Linked DNA regions of Homo sapiens: all the other regions are linked to region 1. Evidence: read pairs that join two places in POLR2A ChIA-PET (ENCODE). Cell type or tissue: OCI-LY7. All regions are shown on one strand.

Region 1 (8,000 bases):
CATTCTCCATTTAATGTTTACCAAGTCACTATTTTCTGTTCCTCATAGCACTTTTTCTATTTTAGTGACCCTAAAAAAAAATTTATAATGGCTTTCATAAATTTATGACATCCATTCCCAATTCTTATTCCCCTCTTAAAATTTTAAGCCTCAACTAGGTTCAAGGATTTTCAGAAACACAAGCCTCTTGGTTGGAAGAGAAAACTTAAATTACTGAACCTCTTATTTTGGTCTCAGTCATAACATGATAAAGCAGCTTAATTATACTTAGGCTAAGGAAGTGGCACTTCTAAAGCACAGGAATGGAAAGAAGAAAGAAAAGAAAAGAAAGGCAAAGAGAAGGACAGTAAAAGAAAGATGGGGAAAGGTCTTGCTATTTCTAGAACACTCCAGGCTTGCATCTCAAGGCCTTTCTGTTCCCTCTCCCCAGGAGACTCTTTACCCAGTCATCTGTGTAACTACTTTACCTGCCTCCTTTGCTTGCTCAAATGTCACTTTTTTTTTTTTTTTTTTTTTTGAGACCGAGTCTTGCTGTCACCCAGGCTGGAGTGCAGTGGCACAATCTCAGCTCACTGCAAGCTCCGCCTCCCGGGTTCACGCCATTCTCCTGCCTCAGCCTCTCCGAGTAGCTGGGACTACAGGCGCTCGCCACTATGCCCAGCTAATTTTTTATATTTTTAGTAGAGACGGGGTTTCACCGTGGTCTCAATCTCCTGACCTCGTGATCCGCCTGCCTCGGCCTCCCAAAGTGCTGGGATTACAAGCGTGAGCCACTGCGCCTAGCCACCTTCTTATATGATGCCTTCCTTCCCTGACCATCCTATTTAATACTGAACCTCTCCCCACCCTCCTCCCTATTCGGCCTCTTCAGAAATTCTTTCATGAGCAAATGAAATTAAAAAAAAAACAAGACTGGTATTACTTGTTGTGCAAGCCATTTGGTGATTCTGAACCTCTACGATAGAGGACAATTTTGACCAGCTGTGCCGTCAAATTGGAAAGATAAGGAGGGACGGAAGTAGAGTAGAACCATTACATCTACATTAGGAACTACACAGAGTTGAGCATTTTTCCACTTTTTTCTCCAAAATAGGTTTATTGTACGTTATACTATATATTAAAAGCACCCTAAAATAAACCCAAAAGTTATGTGCAAATTTAGTAGATAACCTCTAGTTTTTTTCTCTTGATTTCTTGGTCTTAATAATTCCTTTGAACTTTCCTTACCAGTTATCCAAGTAATTTTCTTCATGACAATATGCACAGCACTAGAGTAGATACTGGGGAAATGTTAACACATATCCATAAAACTGTTCCTACCTCCTGTAATTTTGTTGGATATATAAAACATATAATTCTTTACATATCATAAGGCAAGAACTAACTATCAAAAAGAATGATTTAAACAACTATGATACGTCAGTTGTGAATAGCAGGAAGAATTCAAAAGGAAGTTGTTATCTGAAATGGGTATTTTAAGGTTTTGGTAGATGATGTTAGGGACAGATTGCACTCCATGAAGAAAAACATGGCAAGAATAAATACGAGGAAGGAGAAAGCTAAGAGCTCCATTTGGAGAAATGAAAACACACCAGACTTGCTATAGTTGAATAGAGGAATTATTAAAAGGTTAGAAAGAGGGTTTTAGAAGCTAGCTAAATGATTTGGATTTTATTGCAAAGTCAGTGAGGATGCCATGGAAGAAAATAGGAAGTGTTACGACCAAAGCAGCATTTCTGGAAGATCAGTCTGATGTTGATATGCAAGACCAACTGGAGGAAGCAAAATGAGCACAGCTGTGGAGCCCTATTAAAAGACTTCGTTGCTACTCCAGGAATTCACAGGTACCAAGACTAGGATGTGAACTACACAAATGCAAAGTGAAATATGGAAAAACAGAAACAAGGAAGTCGAAGAAAAAGTTAGTTTGGGGAAAGAAGAGTGGTTTAGTACTAGCCCTGTTAAATTTGAGATGCTTGCAAAAAATAGGGTCAGAGAATCCAGCAAAATGTATAAATTGCCAACTTGAGCTTGGAAGAGAGGCCATCTACAAAGGAAAAGATAGAAGTAATGGAAATAGATGAACACTCCTAGAAGGGCTTTAGGAGTGAACTATACTGTCAAGGATTGACACCTTGAGAAAGGGTCACAGTTTGGGGCTGGAGGAAAGGGAATTCAAAGAATACAACAAATGACTATCGGTTCAAATTCAGAGGAATGTCAGTAAAAGACAAAGGAAAAGTAAAAAAGAGGCTGATCCACAGAATAAAACTGCCATAGTTGTCAGGGAGAAATTCTATGTATTTGTAATTACAAGTATGCTAACTCTGTAGCTAACACTACAATAAATCGCAGGGCAAAGAACTGTTTCCACCTTCTAGGTAAAGGTCTGGTACCTGCCTACTTTTTCAGTCTCATCTCATTTCATCCTTTGGCGATGCTTTATGTTCTGTGAATTCCTCAAGAGCCCCAAGCTCTTTCCTGACTCAAACTTTTTACACATGATGTTCATTACGCCCGCCTGGAATACTAATTTCTGCCATGCTTCACAGAGTTAACTCCTTTTTCATTCTCCTCATCTCAGCTTAACTGTTACATTTCCAGACACCATCCATGATACCTGCTCATCCCGAGAAAAATTAGATTACCCTGTTAAACTGTCTTCCCTGGCTTTTCTTTGTGGCACTTATCTATTATAAGGCTATAAATATGTCTGTGTGCGTTACCTATTAGTTAATACCTATCTCTGACATTAGACTGGCAAGCTCCATGAGGTGATGTCTCTTTTTGCTCATCACATTCCTCACATCTTATCAGACACATACTAAATATTTGCATATATACACATAAATGCTCAGCAAATATTTCTTGAATACTCCAATAAGTACAAGCAAACAACCCGAGAAGAACACAACAGAATGTAATTGTTCATCTTTTGAGCTCAACCGTAATATGTGGCCTGCTCATCTGCAGCAGGAATCGGCCATCTATAAGTTGAGTTGTCAAATCAATTTGTACAGTAAGCAAAACTGCATGGCGGCAGAAACGAGGGCAGACAATTTTACAATAGATTACACGTAACCAGTGTGTAACCAGTGTGTAAGTCCTGTAATTTTTATTAAGTATTGATTTTTCCAGAACGCATGGAGACACTAGATTGTTGCTGAAAATGATATGAAAAACTGACAGAAAATGGGGCTGGCTGGCACCAGGAGGTCAGGAACTCCACTCAGTACTCGTCTTTGCGTTAGCCTAGCTAGCTGAGATGGTGCTCAGGATGAATTCCTGCTGAAACAGGAGCTAATGCAATTATTTTGTTTTTAGAAGGGGGAGAAGTGTGAGTTAAAAGAGAAATGCCAGGCTGCAACAGGGCTACTGTCAGAATTTTGGAGGCCCAAAGAGCTTAGACTTTTTTAATCTAAAACAAGGCCACCCCATGGGGAGGTAGCAGCTCGAGTGTTGGGAAATAGAAATGTTGGGCCCGAAGCTCCTCCCGGGTTCTAAGGCCCTTTCCTCAGGACAAGCAGCAAGGTCTCAGGGCAGACAGCCAGGGGCTGGGGGACCTCTCGTACCTTGCTTGACACGGGGCTCCCTGGAGCCGGCAGCGGCAGCGGCAGCGGTGGCCGGCCTGGACACTGGCTTCTTGCTTTGGGCCTCCCCGGCAATTCCAGCCTCGGCAGATTTGGCTCTGGAAGCAGACACGGCGGCCCGGACCACCGCGGCCGCTGGAGCCTTGTGTTTCTTGTTCTTGCCGCCCATGTTGCAGCTGTGGCAGAAGATCCTTCGCGGCCCAGGCCCCGACGGTACCACTGCACAGCCGAGAGCTCTTCACATTCCCCGGCTCCGGGGCTGCCACCCTGCGCTTCGATCCGGGCTTCTCGGGCCGGGGCGACCGCTGCCTCGCAATTGGTCGAATTCAGCAGGCTCCGCCTCCTTGAGTCGCCAGCTGCCTGCCACACGCCAGGCGCCACGCGCCGCCCTCGCTCTTTATCCACTGAGCAGCTTATCCACTTTAGGTCGGAAAGGAAAGGAAAGAAAAGCAGGAAAAAAAAAAAAAGTCAGGGGAACATTTTTGTCGGCTGCGCGACTCGACTACTTTTGTCTCCTGCGGGCCACTGTTGAGCCTTCACGAGACGTCACTGTCTTCGGTCGCGGGGCATCGTGGGTAGGAGGGAGATTTGCTCTCACTGCTCCCAAAAATGGCGGACGCATTCGGAGATGAGCTGTTCAGCGTGTTCGAGGGCGACTCGACCACTGCGGCGGGAACCAAAAAAGACAAGGAAAAGGACAAGGGGAAATGGAAGGGGCCTCCAGGGTCTGCAGACAAGGCAGGGTAAGGAAGAAGTTCCAGTTGTTGCTTTTATTTTTTTTCTCGGTGGGGAGGAAGAAAACACTACTCTCTTAGGAAGAGCACGAGAAAGTGAAGTGTACATTGAGTGGCGTTGGAAGTGAAGGGGTTCCAGAAAAAAGTTGGAGAGGGTGGAAGAATGTTGGTTCGTGGAAGGGGGGTCTTGGCGTTTCCTGGTGTCTGCAGGCAGCGTGATCTTCTGCTTCAATTCCCTTACGTCGATGTTACTGATTCTGTCCCCATCTTCGCGGTTGTCTCCTGCATCAGCACAACACCTGGCACATAGTCGTTAATAAACAAAACGAATGATTAGTTGAGTAAAAGGTGAAAAGGTTTAGAAAAAATGATATGAATTGATTTGGAGGGGAAAGGGCAGATAATAACATGAGAAGGGAGAGACATTTAATCTCCAAGATGTAGTAGTTTTCTCTTCCGTAAAATGGAGATAATAGTGCCTACCACTGGTGGATATGAGGATTCAATGAGATACACGTGTAAAGTGCCTAACAGTGGTTAGCTAGCTATCACTAATAAATGGTAGCTATCGTGAGTTTATTGAGAAAAAATTTAAAAATTACTGGACCCTACCCATATGTTTAGACTGGTGCATACAGCCACCAGAAAGTGTACAGATCTGTTTATAGTAGAACAAGGAAAAGCTATTACTTGTATTAAATAAAGTAAGATGATTAATTAACAATCAACAAAATATACTCTTGGCATTGTGGGGCCAGATACCCAATAGATGCTTGAAATTAAATTAGACATGATTTTGCTCTCAAGGAATTTTCGGTGTAGGGAAAGAGAACAGGTACCCATTAAAGAGTTACAGTATAGGTGAGGAGGTCGTTAACTTAAAATGAATGATATATACAATTAAGTGTTATAAAAGTTCAAGAAAGGGAGATCCTATTTCTGACTTTCAGGAAGGCTTATTTATATACAAGAGAATATTCTGAGTTAAGGAAATTGTGTTGTTAATGGTGCCAAGTTTGTTTGTTTTTAGGAGCATAAATTGAGCAAGAGGAACTGTTTCATTTAGGGACTACAAGAGATAAGACTGGGAATATACATTGATTTGAGAACATGAGGGGCCTTGAATATCAAGCAGAGGAGTTTTGATTTCATTTTTAAAACCCTGTTGAACAAGGTGATTGGATAAGTAGAATGATAGTTTAGGAAAATTAATTTGGCAGTGGTTGGCAGAGTACTATAATAGTATAGGGAAAGAAGATAGACAGTGAGAAAGTAAATTAGGAAATTATGTTAGTTATCTGGTTGTAAAGATGAAAAGAACCTCAACTCAGGCAGTGGCAGAGGAATGGAAAGGTACGAACATGTTAAGGAAAAAATGGACAGGCCTTCATTAATTAAGGAAAACAAGGGAAAGGAAGTCAAAAGAGATGTTTAATTTGCATGTCAGGGTGAAAAAAACAGGGACGTTCAGAGGTTTTGATATAGTGATAACATTAATTTGGCTTGAGACAATGTGAAGGGATGCTAGTATGTCTGTAGGAAAATGTCCACTGGGTAGTTTTAATAGGGTTTTGGAGAGAGACCAGGACTGGAGGTATATATTTGAATATCATTTGAATTGGTCTCCTTGAGATAGAGATCTCTGTGGGGAAGTAAGTGACACAACACAGAACTTCTGGAGAGGGTACATAAGCCTAAATAAGAGATTAGAGGGATAAGAGAAAATTCTATCAGGAGTGCGAAATGAGTGGAACAAAGTGGAAAAATAGTCTACTCGCATTAAGTTGGATTGGGAGAGTTTGGGGAAGCTTTTCAGAGAAAATAAGAAAGGAGGACCAATTATTTTTATTTCTTTCAAGACAGGAAGTAATAGTTGCTAGAGTGTTTGAATGGGCAACTATGATATTATGAAGACAATACATGTATAATTTACCATGTTAGTATATACTTTACCTCAAATTTGCTAGGATAAAATGAGTTTTATTTGCAGGTTAGTTGGGGTAAGCTGTTTGACAGCCTTCCAAAGTGAAAAGAGGAAATAAAAATCTAATTTACATTTCATTATATTAGGAAATGAATATTAGAGAAAGGAAATAAGAAAACACAGGAGAACGTTAGTAGCTTAAAGGGTTTTGTTTACTACCAACACTTCTAGCAAGGTCTTCTAGATATTTTTAAGAAAAAAATCCTGGCCGGGCGTGGTGGCTCACGCCTCTAATCCCACTTTGGGAGGCGGAGGCTGGCAGATCACCTGAGGTCAAGAGTTCGAGACCAGCTTCACCAACATGGCGAAACCCCATCTCTACTAAAAATACAAAATTTAGCCATGCCTGGTGGCAGGCGCCTGTAATCCCAGCTAGTTGGGAGGCTGAGACAAGAGAATGGCTTGAACCTGGGAGGTGGAGGTTGCAGTGAGCCGAGACTGTGCCACTGCACTCCAGCCTGGGCGACAGAGCTTGACTCCATCTCAAAAAAAAAAAGAGAAAAAATCCTATTTGCCTGATTGCAGTGGCCATACTAACATTATGCATAGTGTGATTCTCATCTGATCTGTGTAACATAGGAGGGCAAATCATGGAACTTCAGAGGAACTTGCCCTTTATTTAGTATTCTAGATCAAGTGGATGCTTTTTAAAAAAATAGTTTCTTTACCTTTTAGAGATGGGGTCTCATTTTCTCACCCAGGCTGGAGTGCACTGGTGCTTAGCAGCTTATGGTAACCTCGAACTCCTGGCCTCAAGCATTCCTCCCACCTCAGCCTCCTGAATAGCTAGAAGTACAGGTACACACCACCATATCGGGCTAATTTTAAAAATGTTTTGTAGAGACGGGTGTCTCATAGTATGTTGCCCAGGCTGGTTTCAAACTCCTGGCCTCAAGCAGTCCTCCCACCTTGGCCTCTGAAAGTGTTGGGATTCCAGATGTGAGCCACTGTGCACAGCCAGTGAGTACTTTTTAAAAAAACTTTATGAGAATTGTCAAACTATGTATTTTATATATAAAACAGTATGAAGAGCTTCATGTACTCATAACTCAGCTTCACCAATATCAAGTCATGATCAGTCTATTCCTACATCTTTTTTTTTTAATCAAATGCAAGTTGTTTTTTCTCCCTAAATATTTCAGTATTTATGTCATCCAACAAAACTAACAATAATTCCTTAATATCGTTAAATACTGAATCTGCAGTGAGATGTCCCCAGTTGTCTCGGATGTTTTTTGATCATTGGTAGTTGAATCAGGATTCAAACAAAACCCTACACTGTTTTTATTGTTATGTCCCTTAAGTATTTTATGCTACAACAGCCTCCCTCTTTTTTCTTTCTGCCATTGATTTCTATTTTGGAGGGATGAGTGAAGGGAGAAACCAGGTCATCTATTCTGTGGAGTTTCCCACATCCTGGATTTGCTTTCTTAAACTGCCATTTAACTTGCTCCTGTATCCTCAAGTATCTTCTGTAAACTGTCCTCATCCCTAGAGCTGCATTTTGTGACATAATAGCCACTATCCTCACGTAGCTGTTGAGCACTTAAAATATGACTTGTCAGAATTGAGATGTTCGGTGAGTGTAAAATTCACACCAGAATTGGAAACGTTAATATGAAAATTGTAAAATATCTCCTTAATTTTAATTTGGTTATAATTGAAATGATAGTATTTTGCATATATTGGGTT
Region 2 (8,000 bases), 650 kb before region 1:
AAGGGCTCCTCAAGCATGGCCAGAATGGGCGCCCAGGCCGAGGAGGCATCGAGAGCAAGCGAGGGCTGCCAGCACGCTGTCACCTCTCACTGGTGCCTCTCATTTGAAAGGGATGTAGGAAGAAGAGCTTAATGGGGTACTCTCAGAAAAAGAATGCCGGGTTCTCTCTTATTAATGGCTTCCATCTGTTGATGGCACTGCTCTATCAGCTGTGAGGAGTGTGGCAGGCAAAGTGCAGGGGAGCTTATCAGTCCCAGCTTCACATCGTAGGTGGCTAAAGAGTTTTCACTCAGATCAAACCCAGAACTGGAGCAGCCTGCTTTAACACCACAGAGAAAAATGTCCTTCCAAAGCTATGGCTCCACTGGCTCTGACCCCATCGGGGTCACACTTCATCACACTGAAGAACCCAGTGTGTGCCATTGATTCTAGGGGGAAGATGGTGCTGGGACTTGGCCTAACATCCCAATCAAAAGAAAGCCACTGAAGCATATTCTTTGACACAGGCTAATACGATTGGTGTGTCATGCAAAACGAAAAGTCCACAGTCTGTAGCACCGATAAAGACACTACTCTTTGGCTGCAAAGTATGCATACACTCACATAGCAAAAAAGTAGCCTGGACTAAAGCTCTTCTTACTGTTTGCTATTTTATAGGGGTGTGTGTGTGTGTGTGTGTGTGTGTGTATATATATACACACACACACATATATGTATATATAAATGGTTTATATGATATATAAATTGGTATATACATATATGAATATACAGAATATCATACAGTCATCCCAATATCCTTGGGGGATTGATTTCAGGACTCCTATGGATACCAAAATCTGAGGATGCTCAAGTCTCTCTGGTATAAAATGGTGTAGTATTTGCATATAATTTACACACATTCTCCTATATACTTTTATCGTCTCTAGATTACTTATAATACCTAATAAAATATAAATGATTTGTAGCTAGTTGTTATACTGTATTGTTTTTATTTGCATTATTTGTATTGTATTTTTAATTGTTTTGTATATTTTTCTGAATATTTTTGATCCATAGTTGGTTGAATCCACAGATGTGAAACTTGCAGATATGAAAGAGCTGGCTGTATATGTCTAAGTATATGTATATATCTAAGTGTATGTATACATAAAGTGGTTTTTGTAAGAGATGTGTATATATATATCGTAAATGTATGCTATATACTTATCTTTTCAGTTCACAACTTAATGGGAGCATATATTTTTGAAATTTTTATTATGGAGAATTTCAAATATGTATGAAAGTAGAAGGGATAATGTAATGTATCCGTCACCCAGTTCTAATCATTAGTAAGTCATAGTTAATCTTGTTTCCTCTGACAATGCCCCCACCAATATCTCCTCTTGCCTCCTGGATTATTTTAAAGCAAATATATTGGAAGTGTATGTATGTGTACCTGTATATTAGAAATACTTTTTAATTGGGAACAGTTTTAGATTTAAAGAATTATTTTAAAAATAGTACATAAAATTTCTCTCTACTGCACTCTATTTCCCCTATTAATAACATTTTACAATAGGATGGTACATTTGTAATAATTAGTGAACCAATATTGACACATTATTGTTAACAAAAGTCTATGCTTTCTTCAGATGTCCTCAGTTTTTCCCTAATGTCTTGTTTGCGTTGCATGAGCCTGTTGGAGGGATATTTTATTCTGCCTTTACAAGTCCTTGTGGTCTTGGGTTACATGCTCCACTTCATCTATTTGTGAGTTTTTCAGGTCTAGGAAGCCTGTATGATATTTCAAACCCTTTCCTCCCCTCGCCTTCCTATCTTTATCTCCCATGCTCCAACTTAGTTGGGAAAGGATACCACAGCACACATGTCCCCATTAGGAGCACTGATACCTCTATCACCCTTTGGAGCACTGTGGTCACTTGCTGGATTCCCTTTAAACTGCCATTTTGGAATTCATGCCAAGACACCACTGAATGTAATTTGGGACAGCCTATGAAGCAGAGAATTCAGAAAAAGCCCATGTACCTTTGAAAATACATTTGGGAGGACCACCACATTAACCAAATGAAATAGAACCAACAGTTCCCAGGCTGTTTGGGTTAATTTCTACTTTAGCTGTTCACAGTGTGGGGATTGGGGGGCAGTGATTTAGAGGCTCCACGGAGACCCTAGGAGGTGCTGCTTCTTGGGGTCCAGTCAGTTTGCCCTTCAACACCAAGCAGCCCCCTGGGAGGAAGCCCTGTGCTCTCTGCTGATGGCACAAGAAGTCAGTTCTCTCTGGAGGTGCTTTACTTAAACCAGTGCTGTTTATGGTGCCAGGTTTCTGATGCAATGCCTGCCTCCAGCCAGCCTGTCGAACAAATCGAAGTGTGATGGGTGGCTGGCTTGGGGCCAGAGTGGCGTCACTGCCCATTAATAGAAGTTGATGGAGCTCAGAAAAATGCTTTCAGTCTGGCAACGATCCGACTCCTTCTACACTTTGTCTACCTTGAGGAAAATATATGGAAAAATCAATTTAGGGATGCTTATTTTTACCAGTTTGTGTTAATTTAAGCACCAATTTGCCTAGTTACTGTTAGATTTTTAAAAAATGTTTTGTGACACATCTTGTTTTTTCCTGATTTATATAGTCTTTTATAGGTTCTGTTTCCTTCCAAAAAAAGATCTGAGGTGACTTATTACAAAGGACATTTATTATTAGCATGGAAGTTTTCTCTGCTTTTTCTTGATAATGTTCTGCTTATGTAACTACAGTTGATGAATTAGAGCTTATTTATCTAGGTATTAATATTTCACTTTATTCCATAAAGGAGGGGTCCCCAACCCCCAGGCCATGGACCATTGAGGATCCATGGCCTGCTAGGAACCCGGCTGCACAGCAGGAGGTGAGTGGTGGGTGAGTGAGCATTACTGGCTGAGCTCTGCCTCCTGTCTGGTCAGTGGCATTAGATTCTCATGGGACCGTGAACCCTATTGTGAACTGCACATGTGAGGGATCCGGGTTGCATGCTCCTTATAAGAATCTAATGCCTGATGATCTGTTACTATCTCTTATCACCCCCAGATGGGACCATCTAGTTATAGGAAAATAAGCTCAGGGCTCCCACTGATTCTACATTATGGTGAATAAGTAATAATGATAGAAATAAAGTGTACAGTAAGTGTAACATGCTTGAATCATCCAAAACCTCCCCCCACATTTGTAGCAAAATTGTCTTCCACAAAACCAGTCCCTGGTGCCAAAAAGGTTGCGGACTGCTGCCATAAATGGTATGCACAAAATATACAGATACTTATGCCATACAACAAGGTAAGACAAATTACAAATGTGTGAGAAAGGAAAAAGGAAACCCAAGTTAGTAACATAAAATATAGCTGTAAAATAGGACTTCACAGAAATTCATACCATGAAGTCCTATATACTTGCTCCAAATGGGTTGCACATCAGCAAATGGGGCTCAGAAAAGCCAGTAATAAAGGAAAAACACGATCATTTGGGCAAACTATAGTTCCAATCATCTAAAAAGAAGCCACACAACTCTTTCTGATACTCACATCAAGAAGAACTTAAAGAAGACACTATGTAATAAACATCTTTAACAATATTCTTATTGGAGACTGTTATGGGCTAACTTGTGTTCCCCCCATCCCACCCCTTGTCCTAAATTTATATGTTAAAGTCTCAACCCCCAGTGTCTCAAAATGTAATTATATTTAAAGATAAGGTCTTTAAAGAGGCAACTAAGTTAAGGTGAGATCATTAGGGTAGAACCTAATTCAACATGACTGGTGTCCGTAGGATATAGACAGGCACAGAGACAAAACCATGTGAAGACAAGAAGACACCAAGGAGAGAAGACTCAGAAGAAATCACCTCTGCTGATACCTTCTTTTTGGACTTCTCACCTCCAGAACTGTGAGGAAATAAATTCTGTTGTGTAAGCCACCTACTTTGTGGTACTTTGTGATGGTAGCCCTAGCAAACTAATACAGAGATACAGTAATATGTTTCCTAAGGGCTATCTCTAGTACCATCCCTCTTTTCAGGCTGAAGACAGCACCCTAATTTACCCAGATTCCTCCTTCCCTACTTCCCAAGCCTGCCCCCACATCCCACTGAAATTCACATGACCATTGTAGGAACTATGTGACCTTGCCATGCTGGCCACAGCTAATTGGCCTGGAGGCAAAGAACCTGACCCCAGCTGGCCCAATCAGTCTTTTCCTGGGATTTTTCCACCTGGAACCGAGAGTGCTTGACATTAGTCCTCTCTGGCAGCAGAAGTCATAGGATGTAAGCCTCATAAGCAGTCAGTGGCCATATATTATCCCAAGCAGGGAAGATGAATCTGTGAGAAGGATGAAGCCAGACAAAGACAGTCTTAGCTTCATTCCAATCTCTAGTTCATTCTTTAATTTAACATTATTTATTGAAGGCTTAGTATGTTCCAGGTACTGGTTCAGTCACTCCTGAAGTCCGTTGCATCCCTGCTTTCCTTGCAACATAGTTGTTCCTACCCTTTCATTGATTCCACCACCAATAAAGCCCGCTTTTTGCCTAAGTCAAATGGGGTTGGATTTCTGTTGCTTATAACCAAAGTATACACCACAATCCCCTACATCCTCCTTTCCCCTCTAGTTACTCTGGATTGCTGGCAGCTTCTTGAACAATTTCTGTTGTCACAGGGTAACAAGAGTCAGGTCAAGGGGTAACTATGCTTCCTTTTTTCAGTCTTCTCCATATAAAAATAAACAATGTTCAAATATTAATTATGCTGGTTTCTTTGTTCTGCTTGTAAAAGCTCATCTTTTACCCCCAGATACCTGAGCTGATCCAGACACTCCTCACTCTCCTACACTTGAGGGGATGGTCACAGAGGCTTTTTCTTACAACTATGTGATTATTTCAAAATGTAGGAAGTAGCTAACCACTTTTATAACCTCTCCTAGTGCAGAAATGACTGGTGGTGATGAAATTCAATCATGAACTCACATTGTATGTATTAATGACATTTCTTCCATGTAGTAAACTCCTCTCATTTCTTTAATTTTACTGTTAAGTATCAAGCTGGTACATTATTTGTCCACTTCATATGAAATTTATCTTTTAAGAAAGAGGCACAGAGATTTTTGTGTAGCTTACTTGTATTCTCATTTTGTGGATTTTATATTTTTCCCAGAACAGAGATCAAAAAACTATTAACTGACTTTCAGCCTTAACTAGGAAATGGGCACCCAATCAAAGATTTTTTTTTGAAACATTTCTTCATAGTAGGTACCCATTACATATTGTTGAATAGATGTGTTCTTATTCTGATAAATAACACTGAGTGGAAGACCTAGTACTGTTTTTATTCAGAAATGTCTGTATTATTTCTACTACTGGGTGGAAACACAGAGTTGTTAGCAACTTGAGTTTGCATACCAGAACCGCTATTTAGTAGGTGGTAGGCCTCTGCCAAGTAGGTCACTGGACTGCAGAGCCTCAGTTTTTCTCACCTATAAAATGGGAATTAAAATACCTATTTTGCAGAGTAGTTAGATGATTAAGTCAAATGATGTAGGTAAATGACTGTCATGAGTGCCTGCCATAGTGTGAGTGTTTCAGTTAGTTTTAGGTGTCAACTTGACAGAATTAAGGAATACCTAGAGAGCCAGTGAAGGATTACTTCTGGGAAGGTTCATGAGAATGCTTTCAGAGGAGACTGGTTTGTGTGTTTGTGGACTGAGTCGGGGATATCTGCCCTCAATGTGGGTGAGCACCATCCTATTGGCTGGGGACTTGATAGAACAAAAAAGGCAGGGAAAAGGTGATTGTTTTCTCTCTCTTTCCTGTAACTGGGCCACTCTTATTCTCCTGACCTTGGACATCAAAAACTCCAGCCTTTCTTGCTTTTAAACTCCAGAGCTTACACCAGAGGCCCCCACCTCCGGGTCTCAGGCCCTCAGGCCCTCAATCTTGGACTGATAATTATACCATCAGCTTTCTTAATTCTGTAAAAGCTTTCAGACTTTGGCTGAGCCATGCTACCAGCATCCCAGGGTTTCCAGCTTACAGACAGCATGTCATGAGACTTCTCAGCCTCTATAATCATATAAGCCAATTCTAATAAATCCCCTCTCATGTCTACCTATCTATCTATCTATCTATCTATCTATCTGTCTATATTTTATTGGTTCTGTCTCTCTGGAGACTGCTACTATAATGGACATTCAAGAAATTGTATTATTGTCCAATTCACTGTATAATTGCTTGCCTGTAATTTTCAATTGCCTTATATGTTACTGTCTATCCTTTCTTTTATAATTTTCTTTTTATCATTTGATACATATGATTGTGCTTTGGGTGACACAAGACCGCTACCCAGACATTTTTTTTTTTAACTTTAGCATGCCTTTCAGCCAAAGATCAGCAGGAACACATCTGTTGGGTTTATTACTATTGCAGGGAAGGAAACCACACACCATGGGGAACCCTCTTAGTAAGAAGGAGTTAGAGAGGACTTACCGGATTTAGGCTTGCATTAGGTGATTTAGGGAGCAGTAAAAGAAATAGGGCTTTTGTATGGGTTGGATGATCTCAGGAAGAAGGGGTAATTCTATGATTGGGTATCTTAATAAATCTTCTGTAAAAAGAGGGGAGGCTAAGATTGTAATTGGTAAAGAAACAGCAGTCACTCAGATTAGTAAGAACAGGGGGATGTTTGGTCCTTGTTGTGGTTTGGGCAATGTTCATATTTTTGTCTGTGTTCACACATGATACACAGTGGTCTTGTTTATATCTTGATCTATCACGGTCAACAGAGTGACCTTGAAGATCCTGATGTTCTGAGAAATTGTTTACATTCAACAGAAGAACACTATGACCCATCTCTAAGTGCCAGGCTAGTTCCTAACAACAACAAGACCTAGCTGTAAGTGTCAGGCCAGTTTCCAGAGGTCAGGCTGCTTTTCTCATTCTTATGTATTAGCATGCTCTGTAATAGAATTTAGGTGCAGACAACAGACACCACTCTAGCTGTCTCATGAGAACATGACTTAATATAGGGAATTAGGTGCTTACAAAATTGTTGGAAGGACTGGAATAACAGCTCTGGGCTTGGAATCCAGGAACAACTCCAAGAACTGCTGCATAGAGCTAGTCCTCCATGGGAGCTGCCAGCTATTCCTTCTCCACCTTTGTGATTGTGGTGACCGCTGCTGAAATTCTTGGCTCCAGGAACACATTAGCTAATTTGCTCTTCAGAGATCAGGAAACTGTTGCTGCAACTATTACTTTTATTTATTTATTTATTATTTTTAGATGGAGTCTTGCTCTGTTGCCCAGGGTGGAGTGCAATGGCACGATCTCAGCTCACTGCAACCTCTGCCTCCCGGGTTCAAGCGATTCTCCTGCCTCAGCCTCCTGAGTAGCTGGGATTACAGGCATGCATCACCACACCTGGCTAATTTTTGTATTTTTAGTAGAGACGGGGTTTCACCATTTTGGCCAGGCTGATCTTGAACTCCTGACCTCGTTCTTTGCCCACCTCAGCCTCCCAAAGTTCTGGGATTACAGGCATGAGCCACTGCACCCAGCCTACTTTTTAAAAAATGTTTTATTTATTATATTTGTATGTGTTATTTTATTTAGAGATGGCATCTTTCTGTGTCACCCAGGCTGGTGTGCAGTGGTGAAATCACAGCTCACTGCAGCCTCAAACTCTTGGGCTCAAGAGATTCTCCCACCTCAGTCTCCCAAGTAGCTAACTAGGACTGCAGGCTAATTTTAACTATTACCTTTAAAGCCGTACAACACCTGCTAGGTCCATAGTAACTCCTCTGAGTCCTGCCTCTTGGCTGTCGCCAGTAGTAACCAAAGCAGCACAACCTCTGCTACCTCTGCCACAGTATAACCCAACATTGCAATGACCACCTTTGCCAACAGCAGCGGCACAAGTTCCAGTAGCCTATTTGCTATATCACTTCCAGTTTCCAGATCTCACTTCTGCAGTCTGATT
Region 3 (8,000 bases), 1.9 Mb after region 1:
GCATAGTTCAAACTTGTGTTGTTCAAGGTTCAACTGTATAAACAAACTCTGGGAATGGTAATAGTACTCTCATAGTGTTGTGAGGGTTAAATTAGTAATACAATTAAATTACTTAAAACTGTGTGTGACACATAGTAAGCACTCAATAAAAACTAATTGCTGTTGTTATTTTCATATCCCACCCCCATTCTCAAGATGTGGTTGTCATTGGCTATTATAATCCTAGACTTGGCAGAGTATAATTTCTAATAGTATACTTTAAAGATGCTATGCACATGTAACCACCGCCAAAATCTTAATTCTGTTTAGTTTGTATCTCTGAAGGAATCATGGTGGTATGCATGTATATTTGCTTTACAATAATCTCAGTACAATGTTAGTAATCATTTTTTAGGTGATTAAAATGTTTATATTAAAATTGATTTTATTTAATATATATTAAGTACCTTCTTTAAAAGAGGCAGTTTGTGTGCTAGGAAAAATACCTGATAGAATACTGGAAATTTAGGATTTTGGAGGATAAACGCATCTACCAAGATTAGCTTTAGAGCACTCATTCAATGCTCATCTCACTTTTGTTTTTAATAATCCTGAATATCACTTGTTGAAATACAGATTTGGACTTGGCTTTGGCTTTGATAGTGCGTGTGTTAACTAGTGATGACAACTTTAAGAATTGGGGCTGGGTTCAGTGGCTCATGCCTGTTTTCCCAGCACCTTGGGAGGCTGAAGTGGGAGGTTCAAGTGAAGCCACGAATTTGAGACCAGCCTGGGCAACATAGCAAGACCCATTATCTACAAAGTTTTTATTAAAAAATTAAAATTATTGGGGCCAGTCTAATCACTTGAGCCCTTAAAAGCAGAGAAGTTTCTCCAGCTAAAGTCAGATGTGCAGCAGAAAAGGAAATCCAAGAGCTTTCACGTGTGAGATGGATTTGATGTGCAATCACTGGCTCTGAGATACAGTTGCCCAGATACAAAGCTAAAAAGAGAATTCTCAAAGCTAATAGAAATTCCCAGGTGACAGCCAGCAAGGAAATGGAGACCTCAGTCCTACAGCTACAAGAAACTGGATTGTGCCCACAATTTGAGTGAATCTTCCTATAACCCATGCTGTCAACACAGATTATAGCTTGGTGAAACCTGAAGCAGAGAAACCAGTCAAGCCAACCCAGACTTCTGATCTACAGAGCTATGAGATAATAAACATGTGTTGCTATAATGAAAAAAAAAATTAAAATTATTATTAGTCCAGGTGTGGTGGCTCACTCCTGTAATCCCAGCACTTTGGGAGGCAGAGGCAGGTGGATCACTTGAGGCCAGGAGTTGGAGATCAGCCTGGCCAACATGGTGAAACTCCGTCTGTACTAAAAATACAAAAATTAGCTGGGCATGGTGCTGCTCACCTGTAATCCCAGCTACTTGGGAGGCTGAGACAGGAGAATCACCTGAACCCTGGAGGCGGAGGTTCCAGTGAGCTGAGATCGTACCACTTCACTCCACCTGGGTGATAGAGCAAGACTGCATTTCAAAAAAAAAAAATCTGATTTTCCTCTTCTCTGATCTTGACCTTATGCTAAGGAGGGATTATTTCTTAGACTGATGCAAAGACCTCCATTCTCTTGAGTTTTTCTTTTCTTTTTTTTTTTTGTTTTAAATGAAAGCAAGTTTATTAAGAAAGTAAAGGAATAAGAGAATGGCTACTCCATAGGCAGAGTAGCCTGTTTTTTAACCCTGACTTTTTTCTTAGTTATGGATAAGGAAACTTAAACACACTCTTGTTTTCTCTGACCAGCAATTAGTATAGATAGTAACTAGTTTAATGGTTAGCAAAGTAAGCTGAGAGTAAGGTTTATGAGTAATTCATGTTTAATACAGGCTGAATGTCCTTTATCTGAAATGCTTGGGACCAGAAGTGTTTTGGATTTTGGATTTTTTTCAGATTTTACGTTTATTATTTCAGCATCCTGTTTCTGAAAATCCAAAATCCAAGTGCTTCAATGAGTAGGCAGAGCGTGACACTGGCACTCAAAAAGTTTCAGATTTTGTAGCTTTTCAGATTAGGGTTATTCAACCTGTAGCTAAGAGTTGGTCATATTTGATTCATCAGTTACAACATGTATGATTCTGAGATTGGTTTTAAATGATTTATTTTTAAAATGTGAAATGTTTATTCCAACTTTCTTCCAGCCGTCTTTAAATCCTGAGTATGAGAGAGAACCAAATCACAATAAGTCTTTAGCTGCAGGTGTGTGGGGTAAGTAATTTTTTATCTATATTTGAGGGGCACAAAATGTTGATATTTATAGGTTTCACTTTTTGTGTTTTTTAAAATAGAGAGCAGGCTAGAATAAAACTTTCTTTTTAAAGTATTTGTATTTGATGTGCTTAGCTACAAAAAAGGTAACATTCGTCTTTAAAAAGGAGGATTGGAATAGAAGAGTTTGAAGTAGTTGATTTGCACATGTTAGTATCATTAAACATACTCAACTTGAATATGACTTAAATGATAATAAGTTAGTGTAATGAATTGATACCATTTTGAGAGCAGCTGGATAATGTAAAGAAACAAACTGAGTTTAAATTAATTTTTAGTTGTTCAAAGTTGAAAACTTTAACTGGAAATACTTCTGATCATAGTGTGACATGAAGTTAATATTTTTACCTATGAAAGTGGTTACGTATATATATATACACATATATGTATAGACTGTTACAGATAATTGTATAAATTTGCTTGTGGAGCTAGTCTATATTTGAAGTTATTTGTCTCTGATTTCTGATTTTCAAAGCTTAATGAGAGTTCTTCTAGAAATAACCCAGCCCCCATTTTTTTTTAAAAGACTGCTGACAGTTCAATTTGTTAGCATTTTACAGAAGATTAAACTGAACTCATATAGTACAATTTAGACAGCTTTTTTAAAGATTCAAGTGAAGTTTAAAATAATGGAAAATTTTATACTAAGATTTGACATCTGAAAAATAAAATTAATCATTTGATACTAAATTCAGAGGTGCTCAATCCATGTTGGAACTTAAACACATGTTCATTTGTATTTTTCTATTGAAAATCAACTCACTAAAACAAAAGGATTGTGGCTTTTGACAGCATACTAGTCCTAACAGTAAAGGCATTATTTTAAACTTTGCCACTTCCTGTGCTATATTGTATGTATGAGGTGAAACTCGGGAATTATTTTGTTTTCTTTTGATCTTCCTCTTTATTTAAGGGCTTTTTGAGGGTGGGGGTGGGGGTGGTCAGACACTTTTGTTAGAACCATGTGAATGGCATTGTTTTTTCTGTATTGCAAATTAGTATTTCTACCACTCTCCCCAGGCCTACACGCCCAGACACACACATACCCAACCAAAAAAATCTCCCAAGCTCCTCTCTTAGGTATGTTTCCTTATTATTCAGTTTTTCTGGGAACAACTGATTGCATAAGAATATAGAACCACCTGGAAGGTGTTAAATAGAATCTCTAAGAAATTAGGAATAATTTGGATTTGATTAGAATGAAAGTTTTAAAAATCAAGAATGCCAGTGAGCGTTTGTCATATAAAACTATCTATAGATACTATTGGTACTGATCCTGGGTTGATTTAATAATCTTAGAAATGATTTAGAGACAAAGACATATTTGAAAATAATGAGAGTAAAATGTATTAATATGAAGATTTTGGTTCTACTGTTTCAGGGTTGGTCTAAGGATTTTGAGTACTAGTTGAAAAGATGTTCAAAAGGAAGATGTACTCTTTACTGTGTTTAGGTAAACTAAGAAATGTGTCTGCATAAACAAAAAAAGAAAATGGTTAATTGTGGAATGGTTAATTGTTAAATTCCCAGTACTTCCCATAGGAATACAATGAAACTCTCATTGTATCACACTTTACTATTCCTCTCTCACTTTCCCCCCTGGGTTCCCAAGTATTGTTTTCCCTATTGCAACATTTAAAATAGCTATGTTCCTGAGGAAGACGAGAATTTTAGGAAAGACTTCAATAGAGCTTTTCTAGTGCTACTTCCTTCCAGGTAAGTAAAAATTTACTAACGAAAATATAATATTTATTAAAAAAAAAAAGCAATTTGTCCCTGAAACTATAATTTTGTAGATTGAAAACTGGCAGACTTAAACATGATGCCCCAATTTGAGAAATACCCTGCGGGGAATGTAGTTAAGTGATTTATAATATAGCTACATAAATTGAATTCTGCTTAGAACCTAGTTGGCTTTACTGGAAACACCCTCATGCAGCTTATATCTGTGACTTCAATAGTGTTTTTATGTTAACCAGAATCATAGCTATTAGGTACATAAAATTAATGGTTATTAAATAGTCCATCTCCACGCTGTTAATTTAAAACTAAAACAGGAATTCAAGCTGCCTATGAGAATTTAAAAATAATGTAATTGTTTGATTGATTTCTTTGGTGAGTGAGGAAGAAAGAGTGATGTATGTTCAAGTGTTAGTGTGCAGTTGAGTTGAGTTGCATTAATAATTAGTGGCGACCAGGCATGGTGGCTCATGCCTGTAATCCCAGCACTTTGGGAGGCCAGGGCAGGTGGATCACCTGAGGTCGACACCAGCCTGACCAACATGGAGAAACCCCATCTCTACTAAAAATAAAGAATTAGCCGGGTGTGGTGGCGCATGCCTGTAATCCTAGCTACTCGGGAGGCTGAGGCAGGAGAATCGCTTGAACCTGGGAGGCAGAGGTTGCGGTGAGCCGAGGTCGCACCATTGCACTCCAGCCTGAGCAACAAGAGTGAAACTCCGTCTCAAAAAATAAATAAATAAATAAATAAATTAGTGGCTACTGATCATGTGTTTTTAGAAGTCCTATGGAGTACTGTTTTTGTGCCAGTGACCATGTCAGCAACATACTATTGGCAGAACTTAACATTTACTTAAGATATTAAAAAATCAGAAATTTCAGTGACTAGTAATTAGCTTAAGCATGGTCTTCTTCCAACTCAGCATTTATATATTTTTTCAGCTCCTTGGTAGTTTGATGAGCTTTCTTGATTTTAGCTCATATTTGATATACTACTTAAGAACATAAAGGTTCATTGCTCAGAGTTCTTTTGGTTTGTTGAGCATTCTGAATCAAAGCAAATTAGTCACCAGTTAATATAAATGGATTGTTTTCTAGAGAATTCCAATATTTGCCACAAGCATACAGATTGAGTGACATAATTGCATTCAGTGAGGTAAATTATGATGAAAGCCAATGGGGATTGATTTTATTAATAGGAACTTTGGTAAACAGAATTAAGGGAAGGGAAAATTCTTCGTTGGATTTTTTTGACAGTATTCTGTTGATGAATTGCTTTGTATGTTGAAATGACTTTTAATATCTGTCTTATATGAAAACAGTTGTTGAAATTATAGTGTTTTAAGAAAAAAGTAGTACAACGTGTTCATGGTTGAAAAGGGAAAATTAATAGGATTTGAGTAGACAGCTTGATACAGCTTGACCCAAGTACATTTTATTTGGTCTGAATTACTTGTTCACCATGGAAATTGTTGATATTTGTGAAATGCATTTCTTTAAGCATGTTCTTTATATGAATAACGTTGAGAGCCCCCGTTAAAGGGGGAAAGTACCATATCGATTGGTGTTGATATAAATTATAACAGTTAGTGAAACTCATTTGACTAAAACTCACAGTATTGTAAACCAAAATAGATTTGTTAATAAAATAAAGACGTTAAAAACCAGCTGGGCGTGGTTGCTCATGCCTGTAATCCCAGCACTCTGGGAGGCCAAGGTGGGCTGATCATCAGAGGTCAGGAGTTCAAGACCAGCCTGGCCAAAATGGTGAAACCCGTTTCTACTAAAAATACAAAAATTAGCTGGGCGTGGTACTGTGTGCCTGTAATCCCAGCCACTTGGGAGGCTGAGGCATGAAAATCGCTTGAACCGGGGAGGCAGAGTTTGCAGTGAGCCAAGATCGCGCCACTGCACTCCAGCCTGGGCGACAAAGAGACACTCCATCTCCGAACAAACATTAGAAACCAACAACATTCAAACAGCACCAATTGTTGTAAAAATGATCTTAAACATTTTTTTTGGTATTAAAACTAGTGTTCACAATAGAAATTTGTTTAAATTGCTGCCTTATAGAGTCTTTGCATTTGGTCTGTGTATGTACTATTGTCTTAGTGATAAGTTTTCTCTTCAAATTAATTGGAAAGCTTGCTGGGTGCAGTGGCTCATGCCTGTAATCCCAGCATTTTTGGAGCACAGGATGGGGGTATCACTTGGGGCCAGGAGCTCTCATAGGGAGACCCTTGTCTCTACAAAAATAAAAAATAAAAAATTAACTGGACGTGGTTGTGTGTGTCTGTAGTCTTAGCTACTTGCGAGGCTGAGGTGGGAGGACTGCTTGAGCCCATGATTTCCAGGTTGCAGTGAGCTACGATTGTGCCGCTGCACTCCAGCCTGGGCAACAGAGCAAGACTCTTTCTCCAAAGAAAGAAATGAAAACTTGATTAATTCAGATACTGATTACCCTTCACTTGGCTACATGCTTTTGTTGATACATTAAATTTACCTCTTCTGTCAAAATAATAGGAAACTAAATTAGTAACTGGCATCAATGTGATGATGACTCTTGACGTCACTTGGTATAGTGCACACTTATAAGCCTCTTACCCCAACCATTCAGTGTAGGTTTACTAGTGGAGTTGGAATGGTAAACATTTTGAAATATCTGCCACAGGAACAATTTCCATTTTCTTCATTAATATAATGGTGGAAGAATATTGAGTTCAGAATCAGATGTGGCTAACATTAGATCTTTTGCTTATTGATTATTTAGATTTTGGGCACATTGCTTAATCTGAGTGAATTTATTCATCTGTGAGGTGAGGATGACCACAAAAATTATAATGAGAAAAGCACTGTTGGGCCGGGAGTGGTGGCTCTCACACCTGTAATCCCAGCACTTTGGGAGGCTGAGGCAGGTGGATCACCTGAGGTTGGGAGTTCAAGACCAGCCTGACCAACATGGAGAAACCCTGTCACTACTAAAAATACAAATTTAGCTGGGTGTGGTGGCACATGCCTGTAATTCCAGCTACTCGGGAGGCTGAGGCAGGCGGAGGTTGTGGTGAGCTGAAATCGCGCCATTGCACTCCAGCCTGGGCAACAAGAGCGAAACTCTGTCTCCCATTTAAAAAAAAAAAAAAGGCATTGTTAAGGTTAAATTGTCTACTATGTAAAAATATTTGGTCATGTCACAGGTGTTTAATAAATGTCAGCTAATTATGTTGTTCAAATCCAATAAATGAAGGAGATTCTAGTTGTAGCTTTGTTAGAAGGCAAAAATGAATTTCTAGGTAGTGGGCCAAAGAATGAAGTAGTTAAATGTAGTGATTGAGTCAGAAACTTCATGTATGTAGAAGGTAGCTATATGGAGAGTGTAGTGAAAGGAAAGAGGTGAGGAATTGAAATGTCAACTCTGAATTATCTGTGTGGCCAATTTACTTTGTATTATATGTGGCAGTATTTTTGTTCTAATTTGTCTTCCTGAGAATTGGGCCAGTTCCCCGTCATCACTGCATTTATAGAAGAAAACTAATTCTTACATTCATAGGTATGGGAAGAGCATGAATAACAAGACAATAAAAGTGATATTTAATATTTAAAGTCAATTATAGGGCCAGGATTGGTGGTCCAGGCCTGTAATCCTAGCACTTTGGGAGGCCGAGGTGGGAAGATCAGTTGAAGCCAAGAGTTTGAGACCAGCCTGGGCAGCATAGTGAACCTTGTCTCTACAAAAATAAAAATAAAAAGGTCAGTTATTGTCAGGCTACATTTATTTGCGAGGATAGAGGGAAATAATGTTAAGAAAATCCAAAGGTCACATTTGCCTTCAGTTGTTCTGAAATTTGAACATGAGAATACCTGTGTAGGTGAGGTTGATGTAATAAGCACATGAAACTTATAGAAGATAGTCACTTACTTTCTCATTTTATATAGGTATTAAGGT

What was found. ChIA-PET counts read pairs that join two places held together with the same protein. Peaks named below come from ENCODE experiments on the same cell type or tissue, not always from the same donor. Only the 100,000 strongest peaks of a DNase experiment are listed, where the experiment ranks them.
Region 2: POLR2A ChIA-PET joins it to region 1 with 12 read pairs; 2 of 35 experiments call an interaction of 5 or more read pairs at or near these places.
Region 3: POLR2A ChIA-PET joins it to region 1 with 10 read pairs; 2 of 35 experiments call an interaction of 5 or more read pairs at or near these places.

What each region holds. Positions count from the first base shown.
Region 1 is chr5:55,303,815-55,311,814 of GRCh38, forward strand. DHX29 (DExH-box helicase 29) reads right to left here and starts at 3,880. Exons shown (of 27, transcript NM_019030.4): 1 at 3,573-3,880. The coding sequence starts at 3,759. MTREX (Mtr4 exosome RNA helicase) reads left to right here and starts at 4,175. Exons shown (of 27, transcript NM_015360.5): 1 at 4,175-4,333. The coding sequence starts at 4,200. It overlaps LOC124900979 (a long non-coding RNA gene), which reads right to left. Exons shown (of 2, transcript XR_007058774.1): 2 at 4,335-4,623. RefSeq lists enhancers at 3,549-3,808, 3,949-4,428. In OCI-LY7, CTCF peaks have their summits at 4,813 and 5,018; DNase peaks (open chromatin) are centred at 3,897, 4,157, 4,597 and 4,807; H3K4me3 peaks cover 5,801 bases; H3K27ac peaks cover 2,116 bases.
Region 2 is chr5:54,649,483-54,657,482 of GRCh38, forward strand. No RefSeq gene overlaps it. Among named protein-coding and RNA genes, the nearest start is that of LINC02998, 91 kb to the right of the region's middle. In OCI-LY7, no CTCF peak of the experiment used is centred here; no DNase peak of the experiment used is centred here.
Region 3 is chr5:57,233,776-57,241,775 of GRCh38, forward strand. GPBP1 (GC-rich promoter binding protein 1) reads left to right here. Exons shown (of 12, transcript NM_022913.4): 6 at 2,191-2,257. Among named protein-coding and RNA genes, the nearest start is that of GPBP1, 64 kb to the left of the region's middle. In OCI-LY7, no CTCF peak of the experiment used is centred here; no DNase peak of the experiment used is centred here.